2 separate regions of the Homo sapiens genome follow, and region 2 is linked to region 1. Evidence: chromatin contacts called from ENCODE Hi-C or POLR2A ChIA-PET data. All regions are on one chromosome and are shown on one strand. The core of a region is the stretch at or near the end of the contact, and the rest is flanking DNA. Distances in the headings are between cores, read along the strand shown. Region 1 overlaps PACRG (parkin coregulated). Region 2 holds the start of PACRG-AS3 (PACRG antisense RNA 3).

What was found. A loop is a pair of places that touch in the nucleus more often than their neighbours do. ChIA-PET counts read pairs that join two places held with the same protein, here RNA polymerase II (POLR2A). Pooled maps may share reads with other maps.
Region 2: a pooled map of right lobe of liver shows a loop between it and region 1 (2.0-fold over the local background). The contact joins the promoter of PACRG-AS3 here to the enhancer-like site in region 1. A Hi-C loop is called at or near these places in 2 of 168 maps with a recorded cell type or tissue (Right ventricle myocardium inferior and dorsolateral prefrontal cortex) and 2 of 50 pooled maps. POLR2A ChIA-PET finds 5 or more read pairs at or near these places in 2 of 52 experiments (GM10248 and T-cell).

The regions. Positions count from the first base shown.
Region 1 is chr6:163,260,331-163,267,531 of GRCh38, reverse strand. The region is part of intron 4 of PACRG (parkin coregulated); the gene reads right to left. Among named protein-coding and RNA genes, the nearest start is that of PACRG-AS1, 61 kb to the left of the region's middle. Within about 2 kb of position 3,096, at least 7 of the 41 ENCODE cell types and tissues checked have a DNase peak (open chromatin) inside an H3K27ac peak, as active enhancers do; they include dorsolateral prefrontal cortex, where a contact is called at or near this core.
Region 2 is chr6:163,187,229-163,193,525 of GRCh38, reverse strand. It overlaps PACRG-AS3 (PACRG antisense RNA 3), which reads left to right and starts at 1,524. Exons shown (of 4, transcript NR_122120.1): 1 at 1,524-1,645; 2 at 2,544-2,618. All of the region lies in intron 4 of PACRG (parkin coregulated), which reads right to left.

The DNA.
Region 1 (7,201 bases), core at 1,847-4,346:
TTTGATAACTTACGCTTTTCATTAATTGAATGTAGCTTTTTGTAGAATTGGTGTGAAATATTATGGTCCCACTGGATATGACTGATCTTAAAAGTACTTTAGAAAACTAGGACTTAGAAGCAGGCTGCCTTCTGTTCTTGTACGTTGGCTCATTTCTTGACTAAACAACTGCTGAATAATAGGCACTTAGTAGGCATTCAATAGTTTCTTGGTAAATGAATGAGCCAAGATAAATCATGCAGTTAGGAAGAGGCGGGGACTCGTCACTGATGGGACTGTGCTGACAGTGAAGCCCAGAGCTCATGGAAGAATGCAGGGGTCATTTGTGGTCCCAGGATGAAGAGTTCTGCCTACCCAGCACCAACGAGTGGCAGACCCCCTCTCCCAGTGTGAAAGCTTCAGGAAGAGCTTAGTTTACGTGGAGCATTTTTCCCTACAGTGACTTATCCAGAGTACTGCCTCAGCATCAAGCTCCTGGGGTCTTTAGTACCCTCTGCCTTTTTGCTTTCATGCCCCTGGCCCTGGTTCTCTGGCCAGGCTCTGGGCACGCAGCTTCCTGTGTGACAGACGTGTTCCATGTTGAAGTTAAGCCATTTGATGAGGGGCTCACTATACATTTGGGCAGGAAGGAAGAACGTGCTCATAAAACTGGTGCTGCCCGGGAAGAGGGAACTTTCCCCAAATCTTGTGGCCACGGTCTAGAGCAGGAGCCTGACATTTGACGGCTGGGATATCAGCCCCAGCCTGGCTCTCCAGCCCTGGGCAAAGCATCCACTTCTCTGAGCTTCCAGTTTCCTCATCTGTCAGATGAGGGTCACATAAGCAGTTAATCTGTGGGCTGTTTTGAAGATTGAGAGGTAATACATGCAAAAGTCACAGAATTTTGTCTTGCATAGAGTAAATGATCAATAAATGTGAGCAAAAAAATCAGGAGAAGGAGGTTAGATGAGCATGAGAGACTACAGAGTTTACAGAAAGCTCTCTTAGACCCAAGATCCTGGCCCCATCTGGCTTCTCCCACACATCTGTTCCACACATTTCCCCAAAGTTCCATCCCTGTCCTGACAACACAGACCAGGAAATTCAGATTCACAGAAAACCAATAATTTAATCTAAGTCCTCTTGCTGGACAGTAAGCCAGTAAAATCCTAAATGGACTCAAAATTACCGCTCCCCTCTATTTCATTAAATTCCTAAGCCACAGTCCATTTTCTCTTTACGAGATATCCTATTTACCGGTATTACTTACCTATAGTCTTTAAAATCCAAATCCGGTTTCTGATTTTACAGTATTTTTATCTGTTCTGAAAGAATAAAGAATGGACATTTCCACTTCCCATTCACAAAGTTTGTAATTGATATTTCTAGCCATTTTGACAGCATAGGTAGAAAAATTCACCAATAAGTGAAAAGAATTTATTTTTATAATGGCTTTAACATATTTCAATCAAACACAACTACTAATTCAATTAAACACAAATGACTTTTTAGGAATTGGTCTGTTACTATTTGTCTTATGAGAAGATAATTGGAAAGTGTTGACAGAATGAATTTAATGCTAAATAGTTGGAGATGCACCAACATCCATTTAAATTTATGGGTCAAATTTTTATTTGCAGAAGTGAAATGTACAGTAGTCAAAATATTAGATTAATTTTTGACTCGGAATTATGGTAAATGCTCAATATAAAAGTTTAGGTGTTTATTTTCTTTAATCACTAAAATAAAATCCTGATGTAATATTTAACCTCGATCATTAACATGTCAACTAGCTACTTAGAAATTAACTGTGGCTTTAAGGGAAAGTAGGAAAGTTGGTACTGCTGAAAGAATTTAAGGAATTGCTCTTATTTAGCTTATTTCTAGAATGGAAATATTAAGAATTTAATAGGTGGGACAATTGGTTTGGTTAGTAATAACAAATAATAATAACATCAGCTAACACTATATGCTTATTATATATACATCAGCGACTACTCTATGCATATATATTAACTCATTTAATCCTCACAACAATCACCGAAGGTAGTAATTAATATTATCCTCACTTCATTCTGTGCTTGAAGACTGTATTTACCCACATTTCTTCCATTAAAACAAATACCCACGGGCCCGAAGAGTGCCCCCCACCCCCTTCCCTGGAGAAGAAGGGAGCCCGGGCATTCCTGACGGGCACTGGAGGAACACCTGTCACTGTCAGCCTGCAGGCCCTCCTCATCCAGGGAAAAGGATGCGGACCAGAAGGGGCCTGCACACAGGTGATGGAGCCACCCACACCAGGACCGACTGAGAGGCAGCTTCCTGTAAGCCTATCAGGGTCGGAATCCCTATCATTAGTCAGGAAATTATCTACAACATACTATCTTTAGAGCCCACTCATTCGCACATGCCTGCATTCATTCGTTCATGCATGCGTTCATTCACCCAGCAGGAGTGGAAGCCGGCTCTTTACTACAAGCTGAAAATAGACAAATAAGATAGAGTACTAGTCCTCAAAGCACTTTCAGCTTAAAAGCATATCATCCATTGCTAGGATCTATCACCATAGAATTATCATTCCCAGCTTACTAGTTTATCAGATTTGATAGCGTTCCTTGGCTTGGGGCAGAGGCCATCCCTCCTAGGTAGTTCAGGCCTTTATCACCCCAGGCCTACATACTTGCGAAAGACTCGTTTCTTAACCTGTTTTTCTGTGCACAGTTGCCAGATTGGTTTTGGCAGAGGCAGCTTCTCCCTTATCAATTTCAGGTGTTTAAAAGTTGGCAGCAACTCCTCCGTCCTAAGCCTAGAGGTAATCTGCAGTTTGTCCCCAACTCAGTTTCACCCCCTATTTTCCAACCAGCGGAAGCTCTGCCCTCACCGTGTATATACCCTGCAAATTGCCCTCTGCCCTTGCACCCACAGCTCCCCTCACCTCAGCTGCCCCACCAATCTCTGTCTAGGCCCAGCCCAGATCTTGTTTCTGGGCGGCTCTTCTCAACCACACCTGTGACCGCTCTGTCGCCCTTGAACGACTTCGGCTGGCACCTACTGTTTGCATGGGCTGAGTGCACACAGTGTCCCCTGCTGCTGGCTTGTTTTGTGCTCACACTTTTGTCTCCAGCAGCACAGTGTGACTAGCCCAGAGCAGTGTGTAGAGCAGTGCGCAGTGGATGCGGAGTGACTCTGAGGGACGATGGAGCTCGGGAGGCTGGTGGGGTCTCCTCTGGATAAGCAGGAGATGCAGAAAGTGTACTGTGAGATGGAAATCAGCCTTGCCCAGTGCAGAAACAAGCATTTCCTTTCACCAAAATCCAGGGAAGGAGAGCTTCCAGAGGTCCGGCCTTACTTAATTACAACTCTGAATGATTCGACGTGAGAAGTTACATTCCCCGATGATCTAACAGTAGGAGTTGAGTTCTCAGCTATTTGAGTTTGCATCTTGCACTGTCTGGATTCTGGGTATAAATTGGGGCAAGTTTCCTTCTCTTGACTCTCAACTCCCTCAAGTATAAAATGGGCTAAAGGCACACTGGCAGAGGCTGGGGAAATTAATTCAGATTGCTGCATTCAACAAGAAAAACACTTTGGAAATTGCAAAATATTTACATCAACAAAAAAGCACAAAAATGGTGTGTTAGTATTACAAATGAAGTCACAACCTGGCTTTCTCAGTGCTATCTTTTGTTTTTAAAGTAACGTCAGGCTTCTTATTTATCCGTGTTAGCAGTGCCCTTTATCTAAAAAATATGTAAATCCATTTGAATTAATTTCCTGTAATACCACATGAAACAATAATCATATTAGTACCATTCATAATGTACTAATAACATTAACATAATTGCATTCAAATATAAAATTGCTAGGTAATAGGCTTTTCATAAACTGTTTCAATGAAAATGTGATTTTTAACCTGACTGTGGGTCTTTGGTTCCAGATATTGTCAGAAAAAAATTCTGCCTAATGTGAGAGTTTCCCACAGTTTTTGCCTGCAGAGGAGGAATTATAAAGAGCTTTTGTGATTGAGAAGAGGAGGGTGTTCAATAGTCACATATTTCTGCACAGACTTGACCTTTCACTGTAGCTTTCTCCACAGCAGGGTCTGGTCCTTGGCGCACAGCGTGTTCTGTACGTGCTGACTCAGGGGACAGAAACACAGAGGCTGCGGCCGCCACGTGATCCTTAGACTTCTGTACCAAGTCTGTGAGGGAAGCTCTTGTGAGCAAGCTAATGTTTCTTTCCTGAGTAGCAGGTCAGTTAGCCTGTTCAAGTCTAGTTGGCTCACAGACAGTTGCAGAATTCTTTCTGGGCTCTCGGGATGGGAAGGGAAGGGTTCTCAGCCCCTTGGCATGACGACGCAAGTAACGGGTTTGAAAGGCCTCCTGGGGTCTGTAAGATACCTGGCCCCAGTTATCAAGTTAAAACTCAGGGCCTTGGATCTAGTATGTAAATTTATTTATTTTTCACAATTGCAGACAAATTTATATATTACTATTATTTTTGAGGGAGAGTCTTGTTCGGTTGCCCAGGCTGTAGTGCAGTGGTGTGATCATAGCTCACTGCAGCCTCAGCCTCCTGGTCTCAGGAGATCTCCCGCCTCAGCCTCCTGAGTAGCTGGGACTACCTGGGCATGCGCCACCACACTGGGCTAATTTTTTAAATTTTTAGTTGACATGGGGGGGGGGGTCTCACTATGTTGCCCAGGCTAGTCTTGAACTTCTGCGCTCAAGTGATCCTCCCGCCTCAGCCTCCCAAAGTGCTAGGATTACAGGTGTGAGCCACTGCACCTGGCCTAAATTTGTATTTTGTGCAAGCCAGTGATCCATTTGTTTCCTGATAAAAATGTGATGAAGTCAGAGACTGTTATAGAACCATGAGCTATGGGGCAAGTCTGTAGTGAAATTAAGTAAAGGGGAGGGAATAATTGGAATGCCGATGGCCATGTCTGAGCATCGAGATCAACCACAAATCATTCTCACAAGCACATGTCAATTTGTGATATATTATTAGATCTGAAAAAAAAAAAGAGATCATGTTGTAACTGAGTAGATCAGAGTGATTCGCTTTGATCAGATATTCCAATCTTGCCGGATCATTATAAAGCCAACCTGAATTTACACAAAGATTTTCTTCCTACTGTGCTCAAAACACAGATATATATTCCCCCGCCTGTGATCCTCCCAGTGACCCGATGAGGTAGGCAGAGAACAACATAATCTCTGCCTCTTAAATAAGCTAATTGCGCTTGAAAGTACTTTTAGCACTTTAGAACATAAATAATATTCCAGGGCAGAGTTAGCTCCCCTTTCTTTCTCTGAAATTCAGAATGGTACAGTAGAGCTGCCAGGACTACTGAGTAACACGACAGTGTGAAAAACGAAAGACAAACAGCTCAAAGTCTTGGGCCAGGGCCGTTTTTCCAGCATTTTCTGCTTTGCCCTCTACTTTCATATAGTTTAGAATTTATTTTAGAATGCACAGAATACATTTCTATATATTTGTGGTCACCTTTTCCCCACATCTTGGAAATAGCAGCAATAGACAATATTGAACACAGAAACTACTGATAAATGCAAAAAAGGTTAATTAATTAATATAGTTGTCCCACCGTATTCCTGGGGGATTGGTTCCAGGACCCCGGGTGATCCTAAAATCCACAGATGCTCAAGTCCCTGATACTAAATGGTGCAGTATTTGCGTATAACCCCTGCACAACCTTTGGTATCCTTTAAATCATCTCTATATTACTTATCATATCTAACACAATGTAAGGCTATGTAAATAGTTGTTATACTTTATTGTTTAGGGAACAATGACAAGAAAAAATTTCTGTATATGTTCAGTACAGGCATATTTTCCCCCCAAGTATTTCAGATCTGCATTTTGCCAAATCCACAGATGTGGAGCCCCCGGCCAGCAGGGCTGACCAGCAGGGCCGAGTGTCCTGCGAGTGCCTGGCTCAGCACAGCATAAGCACTGAGTCAAGGAGCTCATGGGTTTGAGGGCTCATTCATTCAGAAGCTGAGAACTTTCTTTGGACCAAATTGCTGCTGGTGATAATGGGAGGCCAGCAAAGAGGGTATGAGGGAGAGTGAAAATCTCAGGACAGTGAAAATCCAGCACCTCAGGGGGTGGGGGGCAAGGGGAGGGAGAGCATTAGGATAAATACCTAATGCATGCGGGGTTTAAAACCTAGATGACGGGTTGATAGGTGCAGCAAACCACCATGGCACATGTCTACCTATGTAACAAACCTGCACTGTCTGCACATGTATCCCAGAACTTAAAGTAAAATTAAAAAAATAGAAAGAAAAGAAAATCCAGTGCCTGCCTGGCATGATGACAGGCAGCTAAGCTGAGGGCAGAAGAGGCGGAGATCAGCTCCGGGCTCAGGAACATGGGGAGCCGGGAAGACAGAGGGAGGAGGGAAGGAGCTCTCCCGATGGGACTAGCACTCCTGGAAAACAACATTTTTTTTGCATTGATGTCGTGGCTGTTTTTGGAAGGATTCGAACTCTGCTTGGAATGGCAAGGTCTCCACCAGTACTGATGCTTTAAGGTTTTGCTAACGATGACAATGCATTATTTAGATAGGTGATTTTCCATATTAAAAAAAAAAGGTTCCTAGATTCGAATAGCATCTACCTTACAGACATGGTCCTGAGACCCTGGGAGAGGTGCAGCTGGCCAACACGCTGTGTCCCCACAGGGAACGAGCATGGAAGGGTTAAGCAGCAGCGTTCCCTGCCCAGAAGAAGCAGTGTTCTGTAGCAAGTATTTTAAATTCAGCTGCTAGAGCAGGAGAGGAAGTTGGAGACAGGAAACCATCTCAGAACAGTGAGCGTTTAAATAACGAGGGCAGCGGATTGTCTTCTGTTTCTCAGCCATCCCAGCAGTATTCTTTCCCTGTCTCTACCCAGGGAAGACCACAGGATCCCACTCCCAGCCTCAGAAGACATTTGCATAACACATTTACATTTGAAGGGAGCCCACGGATTGGCAACTCCCGAAGCTTCAGCTAGGCACGGTTTTCTACAATAGCAATTAGGAACAGAAATAGAATAACAATAGGTGTAGAAATACAGTTGCTGAGCTGTGGGTAGATGAAGCAGAAAAATCTCTGCGTTTTAAAGCCCGAACTTTGAATAATTGCAGAGTGGGAGACTAACTGGCCTTTGTTCTTTGTGTATGGGCTCTGAGGTCTAGAAGAGACCAAACCAAT
Region 2 (6,297 bases), core at 275-2,774, 72 kb after region 1:
GTCAGTCTCGGTATTTCTGGCCGGGCAGCCCCTGGGAACAATCGCCTTGTTGATAGTTTTCCACACTTAATCAGAGAATTTAAAGCAATACAAATGGAATAGTGGTGAAAGTACCAACTCTGACCTTAACTCTTCATACATTGTCTTAAGTTTAAATTCAGCCCTCAAAAACAAATTTAAAACAAAATGAAAGTTTTTCCTCTGGATATTTGAAAGACTGACACCCATTTTCACTCTCTCAATCTAAGTGAAGCCTTATGGAAATGATTAGCACACAAGGCATATTTCTATAGTTGGATATTTATAAAATATAACGTGGCACATTAAAATTTTTCTAGACTCTATCACCACCTTAAAAATGAATATTTAAAAATTACCCTGCAGTTACATGCCAGTGTGCTTGAAATTTATTTTTATAAATATTCATTTGAATTATAGGCTTCAAATGTCTGTATCAAGCAATAAATTGTCATTTTAAAACCAGGAACAACAAAGAGTGACTGTTTATTGGGTTTAAAAAAGGCTTTTATCTCTCACAGACTTTGGGATCCGGTTTAAGGGTTGTAGAATGGTAAGAAGTATCGGGCATTTGGAAAAAATGGAGATCCAAGGAGTGAAGAAGTGTGTCAGATCTTTTTAAGCAGGAAATCGAGTGATGGCTGCCTACTGCAGGACGTCACAGATGTCTGCACCTGTCCAACCCTTGACAGATGCTCCCAACACACCCAACCTGGGAGCCAGTCAGCCTAACCATCTTCCCTGCAAATACACACAGTACAAAAATAAAATGTTCTCTCATCAAGTCTAAATAGAGATCCACATAAGCCATCCATGTCAGAGAACTCTAGCTTTGTACGCTATGATAAAAAAAAGTATTTAAAATGAAATAAACACCTTAATTCATGCTCATCTTGAGACACACTTACCAAAGTTTAAATGTTTAAAAATAAGGCAATAGACATTTTTATGGTTGATAACAAACTACAAATTTGTCTGGGGGAAAAAATCATTAAATGTTTGACAAAAGAGCTGTGATAAGAGATAAAGAACACAGTATTCACTGTCTAAAGAACCAGAGGGGAAAATACAGCTTGTCCCCGAGCCCACATTTTCAACTATGTGTGCTATGATTACAGTTCTAAACAATGGATACTGTGTCAGCACAGAGAAAAACAAACAATAGATCTTTTTCTGAAAGTATCTGTAGGAAGACCATACAAAACAGTCAACAAGGGAACTGAAATAATCCTTGCATTCTTTGCAAAAATAATACTTTAAGGTTCCTTTGCAAGAATGTTGGTATTCTTTTCCACTGTGCATTTCATTTTCCTTCATTCACTACAGATTTTCTCCCAACCTGCACCTGGTTTGAGCAGCAGTCAGCTGGCTTCTGGGGACTTTCCCTATTTCATTCCCTCTAACCCCCAGAGACTCTGGAGGCAGCTGCACAACTGTGCTTTCTTTAGTTATAAAAGCTAGCTTGTGACATCCTTTGTGTGATTCAGTTAAAAACTGAATTAACTGAAATCAATTCAACAACAACTGCCCCGGTGCTTCCCCGTAGATAGCACCGCTGGTCAGTTCGGGAGGGGATGGGACATTGAGGAGCAGGACAGTCTTCAGGAAGCTTACAGTCTGCTTTGGGGTGTGAGACACCAGGCGGGGTGTGGCTTTCATTGGGAGGGACTCCTATGAAGTGTTACAGGGTTTAGAGAAAAAAGGTGGCTGGAAATGGAAGATGAGAGGATCCTGGACAACCTGGGGGCAGAGGGACGTCATGGCTCTGAGTGGGAGTGGAGAAGATGGCATTTTGGTGGATGGGTGGAGGAAGAGCATAGGCACAGATGGCCACGTGGAGTGTGGTCCACAGATAAGTCACCTGGTGGAGTGCAGCCACAGTGCCTGAGTCAGGAGGTCTCAGCTCGTGAGTGTATCTTAGCTCAACGATACACTCAAGATCCTTGAGCTAGGAGAAACCCTATAAACCACCTAAGTGGATGCCTTCTCTTTAGAGAGGAGAGAGCTTAGGTCACAGAGAGGCTGTGACCTCCCCCAAGGGTGGTGCAGAAAGCGGCCATAGCAGTGAAGGGGAAAGGCCTCGTGGCGTTGGGGGGCCACTCGCCATAAAGGTGTGGGGGTCAGAGAAAGGGAAGATCAGAGGACACTGGAACTTGACACTGAGCTGAGGAATGAGACTGGGTGGGATCATTCATAGAAATTTCATCTGAAGCCTGGGAAGGAAGTAGGTTTGGGGGGTGGCGGGAAGGGATGATGGTGAAGTTAGTTTTTTAATTATTGCTTTTATTTATGTATTTATTGTTTGCAATTTTGAGGTCTAGTGTCCATTTAAGTGGAATGGCTTAGGAAAAGGTGCTCATATTTTAAGCTGTTCTCCTGGACTAAGGGTGAATACATAGTCCCTCTTTTAACTTGAATCTAAGTAACAGGTTTTTTGTTTGTTTGTTTTGTTTTTCAAATGATAATATGTAATATTTTAAATTCAGTATTCTAATAAATGCTAAATAAGGGATTTCTGATTTCAGTTGTTTCAGGAACACAGTCATCCCTCAGAAATGGATTGGGTGACAAGTGGTCTGCATGCTGCACACGGGCACTGGGTGAGTGTGCTTGGAGCTGTTTGTCAGGACATCATCAGCAATAGACAGAACACGAGGGAAGTAATCAGTGAAAGAAGACGAAGTTGTTAAGTTGTTTCTGACTTTATCTTTGGAGCGGGCTCACAGAACATTTGAGTGGGCTTTTTGGTATAAGAGAAAGAGCCCTACACTTTTGCCCAATTCTAGTTCTAGGCTCCAAAACAAATTTTACTAGGGTTCTGAACTGACGGGTTAGACTGTTTTTGTTAACTTTTATTCTTATAAATATTTTTGGCCATTGCAGTCCAATCAGAAGAAAAGTAGAAAGCAGGTCATTTTTACCTTCTCTAAGAAAAGAAATCCAAAATTTACAGGAAAGCCCATTCTTGAAAGTCCCTTGTGCTGCTAGGCAGGGCCTTTCGATTATTTTCAGACAGATGTTGAACCTTCAGAATTTCCTCCGTGCATCGGGGTCACTGACTACTTGTGTCTAATGCAACTCTGCACTAACTAGATTGTGCGCCGACCTCTATTTTCACTTTCAAACCTCATATTCCAACGTTGCTCAAGGTTGACTGTCACTGACTGGGCTTTTCTTTACGACTGTACTTATGAAGAACAAATGTACTTGTAAATGTTTGGGGACTTCAAATTTAGTTTACAAATGTGTAGTCCTCATTGAAGATTCGATTTGTATTATATTTAGGCAAGTTTTCTGGCTCTTAATGGGGTCCTAATGAGTCACCGATGGTAAGGCTTCAGATTCAGACCTTCCTGTTAGGATGGGGATGAGCTGTTTGTCCTCATTTGCCAATTATTTGGAAGAGAAAACCAATGTAATGCAATCGGAATCCAGTTGTATTATTAAGACCCGCATTTGAAACCTAGTTTCTTCTATCAGAAGTAATTTTTCTGATTTTTGGATTATGTACTTCTCCTTCATATAAATGAATGTTACTGCTTTTGTGGTGTTACCAGACCTAGCTTATAGAAATAAATGACAGGCCACCTGGGGGTCTGCCCGTGCAAGCATGAACTAAGCAGCAACAAGCAGTATGCCCTGCGGTGACCAGTGTGTCAGCATTCACATAAGCCCGGGACAGTGAATGCGGGCCCTTGTCAGTCACGGGCATCAGGCGCATGGCACTGGGCACAGCTGACTGCCTGTTGATGCTGATGGCTGGATGGCTGCATTTAAGTACACTTTCACAAAACTCATTTGTATCTCTTCCCGAAGAAACCTAAATGGAATTAATTTGTTGGAGGGCTGCAATGTAAAATTTTTAAATAGAGAACAAAATGGAGTATGTTGCTGTTTCATGGAAGAGAACACGGGAGAAACTAGCAATCTGTAAGCTAAAAATTGATGGCAGCCCCTGCCACAATGAATAATTGGCAATGCCATTCAGCCTTTAAAGGTATCAGATAATGAATAAGCTGGGCATAAGGCATCTAGTTCCCTTCCATTATTCTCCAATAGGTTATGTAATAAACATCCATCCCTGAAAGATAATTCTGTTTTTCATTGTTCTGTAAGAGAAGATAATTCTCTCTTTTTTTAAATTGTCCTGGAAGACATTCTTAAAACACCTTGTTAACAAACTGGCTAAATGTCCACCTACAGAATTGCACTAACTAAAACCAAAATTAGTCATTAGAGCTGTTATGCATTTGTCAGCAAATCCCTTATGTCCATCTCATGCCTGACTTTTCTTTAACAAAACTATGTTATACGTAGAACTTAGCAGTACAGATGATGCCTGCTTTGATCATACAAACGGGCTTTATACATGAATTGTAATTTCCACTTTAATTTGTTTTTGCGAAATCTTTCCTGCAGTATCATTCCATCTCAGCATTCCCCAACCACCTTTGACATTTTAATCAATTATCCTCTCATGTCTTGTTAGGCCACAAACGTATGGGCTCTATTTTTTCAAAGAAAAGTATGTTGGTCACTTACAAGATGGATCCAAATGTAAAAGATGTTTTTCACGTTCTAGCGTACATTCCTAATTGTTCTTAGTCAATGTCTGCAAATGAATAGTATGTGGAAATATCCTAAGCCCATGCTTGCTTTGTACAAAGGAATCCTTTCCCCTCTACTGAATGCTATCTGGATGGGCAATGACGACAGTTTTTCAGATCTCAAACACAACAGAACGACACACCAAGTCAGACATGAACTAAACTGCAATTGTAACTACTGAGGGAATTTTTATGCAGATTATGTAACAAAAATGAAACTAGACAAAGTGTGAGAAAGGCCACTAAAATAAAACGGTCAGGCCACGCTTTAGAACTGTAGAATCAAAGAGTCTTCACCTTTCTAGGCTGGAGACGACCTTCTCACTCACGGACCAAACCCTTGGTGTGACCTCTATTTCCCAAGAGATGAGCCTTCAGGCCTGAGGATCAGTGGCCTGATTCTTATAAAGGAGACGGTGGACTCACAAAGGCATCACGTCAGTATTTTAACAAGCTCACCTCTAAGAGATGACGTTAGATTTTCTACTGTAGCTTCGGGGGCTTAAATAGACACTCCTTAATTTAGAGTTAGTAAGCTCAATCATTTTGATCAGGTACAGGTTTTTAGCAACAACTGTCATCAAAACAGGTTTTCCAGTAGCAAATGAATTTGATACTGACTAAACATTTGGTAAAAGATGACTATGCACATGCCAAAGAAAAGAGTGACTTGGGAGAGCTTTTTCTATACAAAGAATGGTTGACTTGGGGCTCCTGCCTCCCCGATGTTCTGATGCAAACCAGTCCTGTGTGTGGGGACTCTATTTGCACAGATCACATAGTTCCCTGTAGGAAAAGATACTCATATAAACCCACACAACTCCAACATAGCTCAACAAGTAGAATTTTAAAAACTAATATTGTAAGGGGTGTTTCAAAGAGATATGCTCATTTTGGGACTTTTTAACTCTCCCCTCATGTTTCCTGCCTTGTTGAAGAGTGGACAATTTATTTGGTATTGACTTAGTGTGAGGCATGCCCTAGACCCGAGGAATATAAAGGGGACTGGGAGAAAGCCCGGCCTCCCTGGAGCTCTTCACGTGATGACAGGCGCAGATCAGCGGACAGGCGCGTAACAGGAGGTGCTAAGTGCGCAGGTGGGGTCACGTGCCGCGTCACAGCAGTGCTGGAGGAGAGTCCTGACTCATGGCCTGGGATGCTGGGGTTCCTCCCCAGAGAAGCTCTTTTGGACCTGGGAGAAGGAGTAGGACTTTGATACACCATGGAGGTGAGAATCCACTTTGGGATGGGAAACCCACTGAGTGAGGTAGAAAAGAGGGTGAAGTAGAAAAGGTGGGATTCGGGGCTGGGAAATCCAGCAGGGTCTCTGTGTGCTGCCGATGGGTTTGGATGGTTCTGCAGGTGACGGGGCTGTCAACGTTGCAGCACCATGATGAAGTCTGGGGTGGAAAGCAGATACATTCATGGAGGGGAGGAGCGCGGGCTCTCAGTTGAGAGGCGTTCTCAGCAGTGCTGCAAAGAGATGGGGCCAGTCCTGAGCCACTGGAAAGGCGGGCGGCGAGCACAGAAGCCTTTCACAGGCCACTTGCACAGGCCTGGGTGCACTGACTGGCGTGGGTAGGGTGGGCGAGGGTGGCGTCCAAGGTGACACTGAGGTTCCAGCAGAGGCCGCGAACAGATCAGTCTATGGAGGGATGTTGGGCATACAACG